Regions from separate parts of the Homo sapiens genome. Here region 2 is linked to region 1. A link is a loop called in an ENCODE intact Hi-C map of the cell type or tissue named here. Cell type or tissue: dorsolateral prefrontal cortex. All regions are shown on one strand. Links, peaks and the distances in the headings refer to the core of each region. The heading gives the core; the rest is flanking DNA. Region 1 overlaps MAGI1 (membrane associated guanylate kinase, WW and PDZ domain containing 1). Region 2 overlaps MAGI1 (membrane associated guanylate kinase, WW and PDZ domain containing 1).

The links. A loop is a pair of places that touch in the nucleus more often than their neighbours do. Peaks named below come from ENCODE experiments on the same cell type or tissue, not always from the same donor. Only the 100,000 strongest peaks of a DNase experiment are listed, where the experiment ranks them.
Region 2: it touches region 1 in a loop (4-fold over the local background); 2 of 110 quality-filtered maps call a loop at or near these places.

What each region holds. Positions count from the first base shown.
Region 1 is chr3:65,752,338-65,760,680 of GRCh38, reverse strand. All of the region lies in intron 1 of MAGI1 (membrane associated guanylate kinase, WW and PDZ domain containing 1), which reads left to right. The region is part of intron 1 of LOC107986018 (a long non-coding RNA gene); the gene reads left to right. Among named protein-coding and RNA genes, the nearest start is that of MAGI1-AS1, 140 kb to the left of the region's middle. In dorsolateral prefrontal cortex, for the core only: no CTCF peak of the experiment used is centred there; no DNase peak of the experiment used is centred there; H3K4me3 peaks cover 1,476 bases; H3K27ac peaks cover 4,255 bases.
Region 2 is chr3:65,590,095-65,598,437 of GRCh38, reverse strand. All of the region lies in intron 2 of MAGI1 (membrane associated guanylate kinase, WW and PDZ domain containing 1), which reads left to right. Among named protein-coding and RNA genes, the nearest start is that of MAGI1-AS1, 300 kb to the left of the region's middle. RefSeq lists an enhancer at 1-484. In dorsolateral prefrontal cortex, for the core only: a CTCF peak has its summit at 3,860; DNase peaks (open chromatin) are centred at 867 and 1,332; H3K4me3 peaks cover 4,085 bases; H3K27ac peaks cover 3,378 bases.

The DNA of each region.
Region 1 (8,343 bases), core at 34-8,033:
AACCCTACCTCTTTGAGGACCAAAGGAAGAGGATCACTTGAGGCTAGGAGTTTGAGACCAGACTGGGCAACATAGGGAGACCCCGTCTTTACAACAAATAAAACAATTAGTTGGGCGTAGTGGTGTGTGCCTGTATTCCTGTCTTATGTTGCTATCTATTCCTATCTTCTATATTCCTGTGTTCCTGTCGCTTGAGCCTAGGAGTTTTAGGATGCTGTGAGCTATGAGTGTGCCACTGCACTCCAGCCTGGGTGACAGAACAAGACCCCATCTCTTAAAAAAAAAAAAAAAATTACCGCTCTGTTACTTCCTTGCCGTGTGACCTTGGGCAAGTTTCTTATCCTTTCTGGTCCCCAGTTTCTTCCTTTTAAAAAGAGAATAATAGTAGTAACTGCCTCTTAGAGCAGTATCTAGTGTGTCATAAACAATTATTAATCAGCAGACATTTATTGTGAACCTCCTGTGAGCTAGACATAGAGCTGGACATTATAAAGGAGGACGGGGAGGAGGAGGAGGAGGAGGAGGAGGAGGAAGTTGAAGACAATGATGACAACAATCATAGTAACAGTGGTTAGCATTTATTTTCCATGTGCAGTATTCCAGACCCTATGTTGAGAGTTTGACCTGCATTATACCATTTGACTTCCAACACAATTCTATTACATGAAGGAAATACTTTCGTGCTCTCCAATTTTTGCTCAGGAAAGTGAAGGTTAGAAAGGTTGTGTAGCTTTCTAATAGTCAGGGCTAGTTACACACTAGAGCCAAAATTTGAATCCAGGCTAATTCTAGAGCCCCGAATCTTAATTTCAGTGCTATATCACTCAAATAAAAATGGGCCCCCTTTTGAATCTTTCTCACCTCTTCACTACCTCTTTAAATAAGGAGGTATAGACTCTATCAGTTTTACTGGAACACATCTCACATTCAAGCACAAACTTGTTAGTCCCAGCATTGCCCCATGACGTTGAAATGAAGACCTTTCTTTTATGCCTTTAATAACAGAAAAGGAAATAAATGCAAGTAAATGTTCAAGACTTCTGTTTGTTCGGTCTTGTGCTCCATATAACTTGAAATCAGCCTCTTCTACCCCCCACCCACTGCTGCTGGCTGAGATAGATAGTATTTTGCAGTAGATGCTTTTTTTGTATGTTGGGTTTTCTATCCCAACCTTTTGGTTGCTTGCTTAAATACTGTTCTGGTATAATGACACACATTGTCCTGAGATCCCAGTAATAAGAATAACAAGAGCAGCTGCCTTTTCTAGTTGAGTGCTTCTTTTGTGCTAAGCACAGATGTAAGGAACATTATCTCCTCTATTCCTCACAACACATCCCCATTTTATAGATAAGGAGACTGGCACTTAGGCGGGTTAAATGACATCCATGAATATATGGCATTGGATGAGATGGTTACAATTTTAGCAGCTCAGTTCAATATTTTAAAAACTGTCCTAGAGGAGGGCATCATGTATTGAGAAGAACAACACTAAAATTAGGGACTTGATCCGATTCCTTGCTCTCCTGCTAACCCATCGGGAGACACTAGATAAGTTGCTTTTGACTTCCTTCAGTTTCACTTTCCATTTTTTTTTTTTTTTTTTTTTTTTTTTTTTGCACTGGGCCTAACAGTTCTCCTTTCTGGGGCTGTGGTAAAGAAAATATGTATGAGATCATATATGAGAAAGCTTGCAAGGATTAGATGGATTTAACATTTGAATTCTAACATTCACCAGCATATATGTTCCTTGAGTATCTTATTTTTAAAATGTGGGGACTAAGTAAACATTTGCCTATTTTTCAGAATTCTTGGAGGTGTTTGTTGGAGTCAGTAAAGAGTTTGGAGTCAGAAAGTTTACGTTTTTGAGAAACACTGCCCTCATTGAATGAAGGCAACAAAAATATTATTAATTGATTTCTCACAGTTTCTCAACCTTGCCATATTTGAGGCCGAATACTTCTTGTTGTAGGGGCTGTCCTGTGCATTGTAGGGTATTTAGCAGTATCCCTGGTCTCTACCCACTAGATGCCAGTAGCATCCTCCATTTGTGACAACCAATAATGTCTCCAGACGTTGCCAGATGTCTCCTGGGGCATGATATTCCCCCCCAGTTGAGAACCGCTGCTTTGGGAATATATATTGGAAATTAATTTACTTAACATATTATGAATATGCTGCAGACTGGGTAAAATGTGATAACGGGAATGTATGGGCAGTTTGCAAAATCTGGCTCACTGAGGACCAGAGTGCTATTTTCAGAAATGAGCTCCAAGTGATTAAAAGAAAAGAGCAGTCAGACTGGATGTCTGATATTTGGGTAGTTTTGAATATAATAAAATCAACAGTGTAAGTAAGCATCTTTGAAAAGGACGAATGACCTTTCTCTTTCTCCTTTCCCCGAGTTTTGTTTGTAAGCTTTATTTCTCTCCCCAGATGCTCCGCTTTATGTCTTGCTGTGGAAAGGTGATTGGCTCAACAGCTCCATTCTAGGGGGTCTTTTCTGCACCTCTCTGAAAAGAACCAACTAGGACTGGGAGATTTATCTCCTCGAGTCAACAGACCTTTGAAGTCAGCGAGTGTTGTTGTTGTTTTGGTTAGAACCCAGTTAATTTGACCCTAGGATTTGAGGTGCCTTAGAGCTCTGTGTGTGTAAGATGCTGTGACATCACAGAAATGGGTCTCTCAAGCCAGTTTTTCCTGAAGGAAGTTTCTGGAAAGAGAAGAAATGCTCTAAAGTATCTCTCTAGAGAAGATTATGTGTCTCTATTGTTTAAGGGAAATTGGGTGATACATTTAGTTAAAATTGAAGTTTGTCTTGCTTTCTAAACCAATGAATGTCTTAACTTTATAAACCAGAGAAAGCAGAAATGAGTACTTAATTTCTCAAATAATTTATTTTAGGATTTCTTTCTTTAAATCATGTGGCTGACAAACCTAAAAGTTGAAGCAGTTAATAGTTCCTGCATAAACTGAAACACTTCTGAGAAGATGGTTTAAGTCATTAGGAGGGTATGGTTCTATTTATAGAAATTAATAATTTATTGAGATGAAGTCTGGCTCTGTTGCCCAGGCTGGAGTGCAATGGTGTGATCTTGGCTCACTGCAACCTCTGCCTCCTGGGTTCAAGCAATTCTCCTGCCTTAGCCTCCCAAGTAGCTGGGATTACAGGTGTGCACCACCGTGCCCAGCTAATTTTTGTATTTTTAGTAGAGATGGGATTTCGCCATGTTGGCCAGGCTGGTCTTGAACATCAGGTGATCCACTTGCCTCAGCCTCCCAATGTGTTGGGATTACAGGCGTGAGCCACCATACCCGGCCAGAAATTTAATTTATGGTACATTTTTGAAAAATGTGACCACTGGTTATATAGCTACAATGGAGTTTATTGTAAAATTTCAGAAAACCTCTTTTCTATAGAAGGTCCCTGGCCTCCAGTTTTGGTCCTCTGGAATGGTTATAAGTCAGTGCTTCTTGTGCCCTCAAACTCAGTGAAAATTAAAAGAGTTAACATAGACAATCAAATATATTTTTCTCTCCAAGTTACTGTTAAAAAGTAGCAAATGGAAAGCTACATAATTTGAGAAGGGCTCTTGAGTGATTTTATAAACCTCCCGGCAAGGAGGTAGCAACCCAAAGCTGTGATAGATTATGAGATTCTGCAGTATGTTTTCTTAAGTGTCTGAAAAGAATTATTTCAGTATGGTATTTGAGTTATTTTCTTTAACTAAAATACTTTCAAATTTGGCATTCCGTGTATGGGTTCAGATGTAAGTTCATTACCAGAGGAATTCTGTTTTTCATCAGGGATAGGTAATAAAGTGTCTTCCTTGTATGATGGTGTGTTTGTGTATGTGGGTATTCTGTTGTTTTAGTTGAGGCTGTATAGCTTTCATTTTAACTCTATTCTCTGAACACTCTGTATTGAAGGTAAGACTGTCTCCTGATGACTTCCGAATATGTCATCTGGAAATATGACTGTAATTTTTCATAAAGGTAGTTTACAGGAAGAGACTGTGGCACCATAATGCACTTCAGAGTGTGTACAGTTGGCAAAGGACATATCTCAGGATGTACAGAGATGCTTATGAAAGACTTGTTACAGTAGAGACCTCTGCTGACACCAGGAGCCAGACGCTGGGATGAACATATATCATTTATAAAGCCATGCTCCTGTTCTGTCTTAGGGCAGGGTTTTATTTAAATAAGCAGGGTCCCCATGAGAAGTATGACCTTTGCTCATGTTTTTATGAGCTATTTAAAGTGTTCTAAATTTACTAGTACATGCAACTTTTACCGAAATCTTGCAGCTTCTCTTTTCTTTAGATCCCCATCACTTGTGAGAACATTGTTCTCATCCACACCGACATGCACCACCATTTAACTTATTTATGCTGTGTAAAAATGCACACAATTTTTTTCCCCACTGGCCATCTTTAGAAGAGTTTAGTCTCTAACTCTTTATTTTTTTCTCAGGGATCCACTAAGTGGAAAACTACATCAAATTGTCCCTTTTCTTCTCTGTAAGAGGGGATCAATTACAGAGCGAACTAAGTTGGAAAAGAGAGAAGTCTATAAGCCCCGACACGATAATTTTTAACTTCACGAACATTGTGTAGTTGTTCCCAGTTATAGAAAATCTTTGGAATCTTTCATTGTGAAAGTTGAAATTATTTTAAAGACTTAAGGGGAGAGCTTATCTAGAAGTAAGAAATGGTTAAGACTATGAATTTGAAATGTAAGTGATCAGAAATGACAGATTTTGATTTATCTAGGTTTAGATTATTCAGTGTTTATATTGCAGCATGATAATGCATAAGGTTGCCTGCAGGGTAACAGTTTTCTTAAATTAGAACTATCTGAAATGAGTTGGCATGAGGTTAATAAGATTTTATTTTAATAATAATGGTAACTTTGCAGAATAGCTGTTGCCTGAATTTTTTTTAGGCTTACTCAATTGTGGGTAAGTTAGTTTCATTATTCACATGAGAAAATACTACAGCATTATGCTAACCTTCCTGAAGGCCATAAACATATATAGTTGTAACCTTGGGTCTCATTTACATTTTCTTAGAAGACTTATTCATTTTATATGCCTATGTGTAAATTCCTACCACTTGATGCTGAATCCTATCACAGACTGTCTAGAAGAAATGAATTCTAATTACCACCCCCACTGTTCCCTTGCCCCCGAAGTACTCTATACAAAATAGTGATTTTTAATTCAGATACACTTTCACATGCTTGAGTGAATATTCTGATATCAGAGACCAAAGGTATAGAGCAAAGAGTATGGGTTGGATCATATCAGATATGACCCTGAACATGTCTGAATGACTTAAGCTTTCTAAGCTTTTTCTCTTTGATTGTCAGAAATAACTACCTCCTTGGGTGAATTGTAAACATTAGCTGATATAATGCAAATGTACTATTTGTGGCCGAGCGCGGTGGCTCACACCTGTAATCCCAGCACTTTGGGAGGCTGGGGCGGGCAGATCACCTGAGGTCAGCAGTTTGAGACCAGCCTGGCCAACATGGTAAAACCCTATCTCTACTAAAAGTACAAAAATTAGCTGGGCCTCGTGGCACGCGCCTGTAATCCCAGCTACTAGGGAGATAGGAGAATTGCTGGAACCCAGGACATGGAGGTTGCAGTGAGCCAAGATCACACCACTGCACTCCAGCCTTGGTGACAGAGTGAGATTCCATCTCAAAAAAAAAAAAATTTAAAAAATAATAAATAAATAAATATACTATTTGTGGTGTAACAGTTATTTAATTGGCCAGCCCCTTCCTCACCTCTCTTTGTATGAAAGATAACTTCCTTTTAAACATAGAAAACTAGCTGATACTTACTCCAAATTAAGTTTAATCTCCAAGATTTAGTCTCCGATTTGGACAGTAATCCAAACTGGTTGGCTAAGATGTTGCCATATGTTCATTTGTAACTTGGCATATTTGGTTTGAAATAGTGAGAATAAACTATTTGAAAACCCAGTGGGCCTTCTCCAAAGCTTTGGTTCTTTTAGCTGCCTAAAACTAGCACTGCCTTTAAGGGGAAAACCCAGTGTACACGAAACTATTTTCCTTAAGACATTGCCTTTGAAAGTGGCAGTGATAAAAAGGCAGGCTCAACATCAGAAAGTGAATCATGAAATACATCTAATAAGATACTTGTTTCAAAGGCTTATGGAATAACTTTCTTGATCTTGAAAAGTGATATTACACACAGAAATCTGGGGACCAAAACAAGTGAGTGAGCATAAAATGAGCACAGGAATGAATTTTCCTGTGCCCTATAAGTCCTTGATAGATGTTTTAGATAGTTATTTTTTCCTTTCTTCAGTAATTAGCTCATTATTTTTTTCCTACATCACTTGAATGAGGATGGAAATTAATCGTAAATGTGCCATTGTTTTTACATCAGATCGTGGCATATTTGCTTGATTCTTTGTTGCGGTAATCAAAATTCTGTCTCTCAGTGATAAGAAGGAATTGTGGATTTTGCTTTTATCCTTTAAAATCATTGGTAAAAAGTCACTATATTTTAGCAATATCTATCATGTGATAGATTTCAAGCAAACAGAAAATGAGGATGGGGAATTGAAGAAAGTTCTTTGGGAATCCCTAAGATCAATGAGAAAGATTTTGTATAATTATAACTAATGCAGAGGGCACAATAAGTTATTCATTCTTTACACACTGTGTTCAGTCAGACATTCTCTACAGTCTATACCTGCAGCTGTGTGGTCCTTTCCCATGCCTATGATCCGAAAGTTAGGTGGTTCGCTCCTTCTGGGCCCTTCTGCTTTTCCTAGAATTTCAACTTTACTTTTCTTTCTCCTGGATATTACTTCCTGGGAGGCAGTTTTGTGTGGTGATTAAAAGAATGGGCTTTGGAATCAACTTGCCTGGGGTTGAGTCTAGACTCTTTCACTTGCCAGCTACATAACATGGGTACAGATTACTTTTTTTTTTTTTTTTTTGAGATGGAGTTTGTGGTGGTGCGATCTTGGCTCACTGGAACCTCTGCCTCCCGAGCTCAAGTGATTCTGCTGCCTCAGCCTCCCGAGTAGCTGGGATTACAGGCATGTGCCACCACGACTGGCTGATTTTGTATTTTTAGTAGAGATGGGGTTTCACTGTGTTGGTCAGGCTGGTCTCGAACTCCTGAACCTCAGGTGATCCTCCCGCCTCGGCCTCCCAAAATGCTGGGATTACAGGCGTGACAGATTGCTTTTTTAACTCTTAGTTTCTTTACCAATAAAATGGAGATAATAACCATACTCAGTTCATAGGTGTTTTTGGTGAAGATTCAGTGAGATAATATGCAGGAGAGTGCTTCGTATTGGTGTTTTTCTCAGCTTTCTCATTGGGTTGATGATGGCAGAGTGTCTATAATACCACAAATTCTGACGAGCCTGGACAGTTTAGGTCTCACAAAGTGAGCTGAGTGTGTGTATTTGCAATGCATCCCTGTGGTTCTCGGGCACTCAGTTTCAGTTCAGGATATACAGATCTTCCCAGATTTTCTCATCTCGGTCTCTGCCATCTTTGGTGTTGCACTATGACGTAAGTTCCTCCTTCTTTCCCTATTTCTCTTTTAGACATTGTTGAGGAAAAAAATCATTCTGACACTTGTCAAAATGGTCAGGAAGACTTTACTGAGGACTGCTGTAATAGGGGTATTACAGTAGAGGAGGGAGATCAGGCTCAACTTTGAATACAGCCAGGACAAGTGGGATTTATAGCTAATGAGCAAGGGAGGGTGTGAGGGGAGGTCAGTGGGTGGAAAATGACTAAGAGGAGATATCAGAGGTAGAAAGATTTTGGCTGCACTGACCTAACAGGATTCTTGCTGAAAGCAGGCCAAGATGATAAGATGTCAAGGATTGAAGTCGGGGTGGGATATGACTGAGTAGGATTCTTTGCTAAGACTGGGCTGGCCAGCCAAAGACAGGACAGGGGTTAAGGTTGAGGCCTAGTCCAAAAAGAGGGCTCATAGGAACCAGACTAAAGTTTGATCAAGTAGAGAGTCTTTGTGAACACACATCAAGGCCTTGTCCTCAACCAAAAATACATGCCTGCATGACACCATAACCTTAGTAGCTTGCTTCTGTATGCTTAGAAATTATACCTCTGAGATTATAGATGTAATTTTACAAGATTATTTTTAACGTTTTGTGGAGAACAACCATTTTGGATTAATTATGTCATTAATTTTGACATTAAATTACATTGATTTGATTGGTTACCAATTATAAAGCACTTTCCCATGCATTATTTTATTTATTCCTCACACCAAACCTAAGTAGGCATTTCCTCATCTTATAGAAGAAAATTAAA
Region 2 (8,343 bases), core at 294-8,293, 160 kb after region 1:
GGGAAGTCAGGGTTGTATCCCTAACCAAGAAAGGGAGTCACGCCCCTTCCCTCGCCCTCACCCACCCACTCATGCACTCAGCCTCCAGCATGTCGCAAATGGGGCAACCCTATTTCCCGCCTTTCCATGTCCAGGGGCTCCCACAGGGCCATGCGGGTGATGGGGACCTGACACGCCCCAGCAGGGAGAGGCTCGCTCAGTCCCCGCCCCCTCCGCAGGTGCAGCCCCCTAATCCCCCCGGCCTAGATATCCGGCAGCCTCTAGGAGCCCGGGCTCTGTGATGTAATGCTCTTTTTTCACACTCCCGGCTTAAATACAGATGGAAATTGTTGTCATGTGTTAGAAATGTCGCCAGTAATATAAAAGGCGCAAGCCTGGGCATCTTCTCTCCCTTCTCGCACCATCAGCTGCTCCTGCTGCCAGCACCTCTTCCCTCGAAAAACCGCTCTGTGGTCAGGTGGCCGAGGCGCCCCCAGCTCTCCCAGGAAGGGGTTCGGTCCCACCCCCCCCCCACCCCCGCCTCTCTTTACAGCCGCTGCAGAGCCAAGGACCAGCGTGGTGGGAGGCGGTTTCAGGCTCACAAAGGGAAGGATTAATCTTGGCGATTGGGCTGGGGTTTGCAGGCAAGTACAAGTGGTCCATGATCTCCTCTCGCCACCCCTCCACCGCCCCCTGCCCACCTCTGGATTCGAACGCTCCGCTGCCGGAGGAAGCCTGGGGACAGGCAGGCGGCGGCAGAGGCTCCCTGCCACCGGAGGTTTGAGCTTGGGTTGTGGGAATATCCATGGAGGTGAAGATGCCGTGTGTGGTGTGTGGACCAGGGAGGAGGGGCGGGGAGAAACCCGGCCAGCTTGGGAGGGCCAGATGGCTGCGGCTGCGTTTTAATTCACCAGGCAGGCCCGTTTGGCCAGGCTGGGAGGAAGGGGGAGGGGGGAGAAAAAAAAATCAGAGGTCAGTGGATAGGGAGAGGCCGGGCTCTGGAGCAGATGCCTGGCGAACAATGGGGCTTTTGAAGGGGATGCTGGAGGAAGTGTGGCGCGCGCTTTGTATTGCCTCCTCCGCATTGCAGGTTGGAATCGGGCAGCTAAATTTTAATGAAGTGCATTCCAAAGTGTGCTCGTCAGCCCGGGCTTTTGGAGCGAGGGGCTCGGCTGAATGGGGACTGGGGGTGGGAGGGGGAGGGGGCCGGCGAAATGAGTTCCTGATGGATGGTAAAGGAGGAGATGAAAGCCTGCTCAGTGTGGAGGGCAGGGGAAGGGAGGGGGGAAAAATCAGTACGTCCCCGTGCATATTAATAGGCTCCAGCAGGTGTTGGTAAATGTATGTTGCTGCATTGTTCCGGCGCCCAGGCTGGGGAAGGCAGGGGAGAGGGAGAGCTGCTTCCCCGGGCAGCGCGGTGGGCAAATGCCTTTGCACTTTGGAGGGCTTTGTAAGCTCTCGGGGAAAATTAGAAACGGAAGGGCTGCGATTCTCCTCTGTCCGTTTTCCTATTTCTAAAAGGAAGAATGTACATGCGGAAGGCTTTTTAAGTTTGCTTCCTGGAAATTAACATTTGTATGTTAGAGCACTGTGTTATCTAGGTAAGAGATGTATGTCTGTGGGCATCAGAAAACAGAATCCAGAGTCTGGCTTGCTGAGTGCTTGGGAGCTAAAAGGCTTTTCTCCCTGTCTGGTTCTGTAAGTGAATGGGCCAAACCCGGAAGGCTGGGGGATTTTTGAAGATTCAGGAAGGCTATGCCTCCCTTCCTCTTCCTAAGTCCTAAGTCTAACTGACCTGGGTACCAGGGGGCAATGGAGTGTACAAGGAAGCTGTCTTGTCCACAGTGTTGGTATATAGACTTTGTCTCACACACAAAGGGAGTGGATTTGTGCCTGAACTAAATTATTTGAGGGTATGTATGGCTTATTTTTAAGGATTAGGTATGTTGGGCCCTTTTCTCTTTCCCAGAGTTTACCATGCTCAACACCCTGTCAACTGAGAATCAATTAGGAGACTACTTATGAGTGTGTGCTAGCCAAATAACCCTTGCTGGTTTATAGTGTTGTTTGTTTTACTACTCCTCTTGAATGAGTATTCAGTGCTTTCAAAAGATTCGGACACATTTGTTGGGGGTTTCAGTAAAACGGGAAGCTTTTGCATGAGGGCATTGTGACTTTTATATTGAAAACATAAAAATTCCATATGCACATGGTAACCCACGGAATGACATACTGTCTTTGGGGTTCTGGGAAAATAAATGCATTTCTTAGTTGAGAAAAGCTTGTCTTTTATCATCTATAAGGCTCATACTTTCTGAAAAACTGTTGTTTTTTGATCACTTGGAAGCCTGTATTAATTAGATATGAAGTTGGATTCTTTTCGTGATTTAACTTGCACTGAAACTCGTCGACAAGGCGCAGCTCATCACTTGCCAATGAATTTTAGTGCTGTTGAAAGCTTTAGCAGTTTAATGGTATCAACAGAGACTCGATTCCTCCATTTCTCAACTGAGCAAACAGAAGCAGTCTGCCCCTGTCTCTCAATGCCTTTCCTCTTTTGGCTTTGGGAAAGGGGATGGGGCAGAGGGAAAGGATTCTTGATGAGGATACTCCTAACTCCCCACCCCCACCCTACCCACCCTACCCACCCCAGAGAGTTAAAAACGGAAGCTTACCCATTTGCTTCCCCATGTAGTTTCTTTCTTAGGCTGTATATTTCAAGTTGTATTTCTGTGTTTAAAAAGATGCTTGAGGTTTGGTGTTTGGATTTGTTGTGTTTGTGCTAGAGAGACGTGGAATCGGTCCGTTATTCTTTTTACTCAATTATGGCTCTTAAATCGGTCTGTTCCTATGATTAGACTTGAGGCTCCTCTCCCGATCCTTGCTGAGCAAAAGCATGGGCATGTGTGTTTGATATGAAACCACCCCCAGGGGAGACTAGAGCCTCACTGCCTCTTCAGTTTAACTGTGGCCAGAAGAGGCAATTTGTGAGGTGGCCCCTGGTGTGTCCACTGGAACTACCAACCCTGAGTCTAGATTCTCTAAAAGCTTGTGGCAAAACAGTTTCACATGGGCTTTATTAACAGAAAGGAGCTCTTTGAACCTATACGTTTGATACCCAAGACTGTTTTTGTGATAAACAGTTGTATGGATCTTTGACATTCTTGTGTATAAGAACAGAAACTATGCCCATGAATTAATGGTGCCATAGAAGTAATGACTATAGCTGATTTTACTAAGACACATCTAGCAAAGGCTTCTGATGAGGCAGCCTCTCCTTTCCCCTTGTTTTCTATTCATTCTTGGCATATGGATGGGGGTAGAGGAGTGGAAAAAGAAGACAGAGAGAATAAGATCTCCATATTTACAAAGGAGCTAAACACCGTGCTTAATTGACACCAGTTATTGAAAAATTTAATTGTAATTTCTCTTTGACCCTGTGCTGCGTAATATAAAGCAGGTGATGTGATACCGACTGAAACTGCCTGTTTAATGATTTCAATAAATAAATACACAGACCCATGCATTATTCTGATGTTGGCTTATTAGGCTTGCATGGAATAGAATTTGGGAGACACTGAGCACTGAAGGTAAAAGGGTTTCTAAAGCTGAAAGTAAATATAGAGTTGATAGTACTAGAAAAAGCTAAATCAAAAGACACCCCCCCATCAGAATACTGCAGATATTTCTTTTTCTTTGCAACTGTATTTGCATAACAAAATTCTGTTCATTTAGTAATCACCATTTTCTCAGCATGTTTGTTTTTTCCTTTGAAAAAAAAATTTCTTATGTTGATAATCAGACCCCAAATATTTGAATGTAAGCACATCCCTCGCAGTCATACTGACACCCTCTGGCACCAGAAAAACTGTCATAGCATTTTTTGAGATGTCTGGTGGGAAGAAAGCAACAATGCCAGCCATTAATTCAGTAACTCTGCTGATCTCTGTGTCTGATAGTAGGCCAGCTGTTGATGACTTTTAGGCTTTTGAAGTGTTATAAACACTAAAAATGTAAAGATGCTGCCTTCCTTTGCTTCCTCGGTCTTGTTGACAAGTTTCTGCTACTGTTGGCCTTCAGTAAATTTACATGACTAATTTGGGATGTCAACACTCAGGAAAATTATGACTAAACAATGTTTCTAAATAGTGGGATCTGGGATTTGCCATTTTGTTATTGGTAAACCTGTTTGACAAGTGATTCCATTTGATAAAAATGGCACTCAATCCACTTGCTTTTCAAGAATCTAGTGAGTTGATGACTGATGCCATCTAGATATCTGGTTTGGTTTTGTTTTTTCAAATACAGTCCTTGAGCTGCTGTTGCTGATTATTATTTCTTCATCCATGGCGGTTGACATCCTTAAAGTTTTGATAGGTGGCCAGATTCAAGAATAAAAACAGGATGGAGAAAATGTTACCTGACTTTTACCAAAATGTTTGAGAAGATCTGAGGCATGAGAGTAAAGGGGAGGTCTTGGGCTTGAAAGTGACTCATCAGGCTGAATGTTCTTGAGCGAAAAGATTTTTAAATGATTATCTGACCTGAAAGGGCAGGAAAAGAAAAAAACATATTTCTTTTAATTCCATTCTGTGAGGCTTTTGTTTGTGGAGATTTTTAAATTATTTCTCTTTCAATATCCCAATATAACTATATCCATATAATGAGATATCAATATGTTTCCCGTATTTCTATATCTAGTCGTAAGCACAATGCTTAGCAGGTAATACACGTTCAATAAATACTTGAATGAATGGACACATTAAGAACTTTGACCTTATGCAGTCATTATGAAGTTCAGGCTGTTTCCTAGAGTGCTATTGTAATTATCAAAGCAATGCAAAAAAGTACAACTCCTTGAAAAATCATTTTGAAAATAGAAAATGAAACATAAGTTTGTTTGTATTTAATGATACATATTATTTTCCACCAACCAGATAGTTTATCCTATATTCTATTGGAAGTAAAAAATCATTTAGATTTCTACTCTGCTCACTGTTGAATTGTTCTGAAAAGTTCATACTGCTCGCCTGATTAAAGAATCTCCTTTCCCCCCCATCCTTCACAATCTACTAGTCCTTGCATCTGAATTATTGCACTGGGTATATTTCTTTGCCACAATAAAGATTAGATCAGTGGGAATCTACAAATTTGACAAAGACTGTATGAAATAACTTGGCTATAAGACAGTAAGTGCTATAATTTTCTCATTAATTGTGGAGTCATGCCAAAGAGAGTTGCTTTAAAAATACATGATTATAGATAGTGACCTGAAAGGGAAGCCAAAAAAGTCTGTAAACATTTAAACTCCTTTTTATGAGGCTTAACACTCCAGTTTATGGATGCTTTTGCTATATCCCTTTCTAGCTTGGGACTTTTTAATTTACTACTTTTAATTTTACCTGAAGGTGACCTTATATTGAGAATAACTTATAATATTTGAGTGCCTACTATGTGGTAGGCGCTTGTTAGGCACTGGGGAATCATAGCCCCATCAACAAAATATAAAAACCCCCTGCCCTCCTGTAGCTTGTATTAGAACCCATCTTAATTTACTTCTAATAAGATCAGGGAATAGGGAATAAGGTAAAAATGATTAGTTAAAATGAGATCTTTCCACTATGGGAAGTTTTTCCCAGAAGTTACTGTGGTTGGCAAAACAAAAGTTGGGTTCGTTGCTTGCAGAAAAGTCAAGCACAATGGAAAAATGCAGCATAAAATTACACACTAGCCCTCATTCTTTCTGAAGTCCAACTCTCCAAAAGTAACTGCATGTGCGTGTGTTCCTTTGTTTCCCTCCTAACTTTTCTGCACTAATATATATATGCACATAGCTTTTTTCTTTTTTCTTTCAAAGAAGATGCTATCACACTCTACCTCCTGTTCAGTCAGTAAGTCAATTTCTTTTCCCCATCTGAAATTGACATCTTAATATGTAACACAAATATCCTACCTTATTCTTGGTGACAACCACATAATGTCCCCAAGTATGGTGGGAAGATGGTATAATATGTTTAACCCTTGCCCTGATGGTGACCTGTTAGCATGTTTCTAGTTTTTCAGTATTATTGATAATGCTCTATTAACTCCCCTTTGCATGCTAGTTCAGTTGCACACTTTGTATTCAGTTACAACTTGACTTTTCTTATTGTCTTTACATCTGGGCAACTTTCCATGTCAGTAGATGCATGCCTACTTTATTCTTTCTAATAATAATTGGAACCTACTTTTGTTAGGTTGCTATGTGCTAGGGCTGGCTGATTTAGTCCTCACAGAAACACTAAGATATATTTATTTATTCAACAAGTATTTATTTAACAATCTTTATGTGCTAGGAACTGTGTTCTGCCTGCCTGGTATATATGATCAACCAAAACAGATGAAGATCCCTTATAGGGTTTATGTTCTAGTCAGGTGAAATCAAAACAGTACATGTAATAGTTGAGTGAATCATTTCGTATATTAGAAGGTGGGACATTATACGAGGGAAAAAGCAGAGCAGAGTAAGGGGGTTGAGTGTGGAGATTGGGCATGTTGCAGTTTTTAAATAGAGTTTTCAAGGTGTCAAGGGTCGACCTCACTGGAAAAGTAACATATAAGCACAAACCTGAATGCATGAGGGAAGGAGCCATGTGCATAACTGGGTAAAAGCCAATCCATTGCAAAGGCCCTGTGGCAGAAGTGGTACCTGCATTTTCAGAGGAACAGCAAGGAGGCCGGAGTGGCAGAAATAGAGTGAACAAGGGTTAGAACTATGGGAGGAGAGGTCAGAGTATAAGGAAGAATGACAGATTATGCTAGACATTTTAGACCCTAACCAACCACGCCACCCAGAATGAAATAGGAGCCATTGCAGAGTCTTGATCCAGGCAGTAACATGCTCCCAATGAACATTCACAAAGCCTCACTGAAGGTAGTAGGATGAGGTTTTCCGAAGGAGCGGAAGCAGAGAGCACTGACAGGAAGTTGTTATGACAGGAAGTTGTTATAATCCTGGTGTGAGATTATAGTGGCCAGACCAGAGTAATGGTAGTGGAGGTGTACAAAGTGGTTATATATATTTTGAGAGTAGACTCATGCCTGATGGATGACCTGAGGGGTGTGAGAAAAAGAGAGGAATTGAGAATGACTCCAAGGGTTTTGGTTTTTTGCTTTTTAACATGAACAACTGGAAGGACAGAATAGTCATTTGCTAGATGGGGGACACCAGGCGGGGGTGGGTCATCTCTTAGTTTAAGATCAGGAGTTTCATTTTGGACATAGTGAGCTTGACAGTCAGGACTCTCAAGAAGTCAGTGGTTGTAGATGGTGGAGTTCATGGAAAATTTTGCTGTACCATGATTTAGCCCAACATTCCCCAGTTTTTGAATGATGGAAACGGTGATGAAAGGAACATCCTTGCACACGTAGCTTTGTGTGTATTGTGAATTCTTCTGTAAGTTAAACTCCTGAGAGTGGCATCACTGAGTTAAAGAGAATGCACATTTTAGGATTTGAAAAACTCCCAAATTGTTCCACTAAAAGAATTATATAATTTACATTCTCATCAGCATGTGTAAGCGTGTTCATTCTCTTGTTTCTTAAAGTTTTGCTGGTTTGATAGGTGAAAAAACATGGACTTTTTATAGTCTTTACCGCAAGTTCATGTTTCCTTTGGCCTTAGAGGCTCTGTCTAGATTCTGGAAGATGTAGGAATTTATCCTGTCCTGTGAAGGTTTGCCTATCCTGGGCACAGTAGTGATGTAGGTCACATTTGGTAGGACAGACTAATTGCTTGAGGACTTAGCTCTCTGCAAGGATGTAATATATTCAGCATTGTTCAAGCAGCTAATTAAAGACGAATGGGGGGGACAGCTAAGTAGCAGTTTTAAAGTACATCTCCTTTAAAAGGGGAAATTTTGAATTATATCATCCTCAGAAAGAACAGTTTATTCTGACATTTGGACAAGTTTTAATAGCAAGTGTTGAATTAAAATAGTTGGCACAACCAAGATAGTTAAGAGCACCGAGTGAATTCAGATTTCTTTACAGTTATACAAGGTCAAAGGAGTACCAAGTTGAAATCTTTATGATTTTTTTACCGATTAATCAAACAAATAGTTGTTATGACCCAAATATGTTTATGAGCCCGATATTATGCTGGGTGTTAAAGATACAAAGATGTACAAAATAGCTTTACCCTCACAGGGGAATTGGTGGTGGTGAGAGACACATACATGGCCAATGACATCCCACCGTCACATGGGTTGTAAGAGAAGTATGTCAAGGTGCTGGGGGAGCACAGAGACTGACCTGACTTTGTCTAGAATTCAGGTCAGGGAAGATTTCATAGTAGAGGAGACACTGGTGATGCGTTTTAAAGGC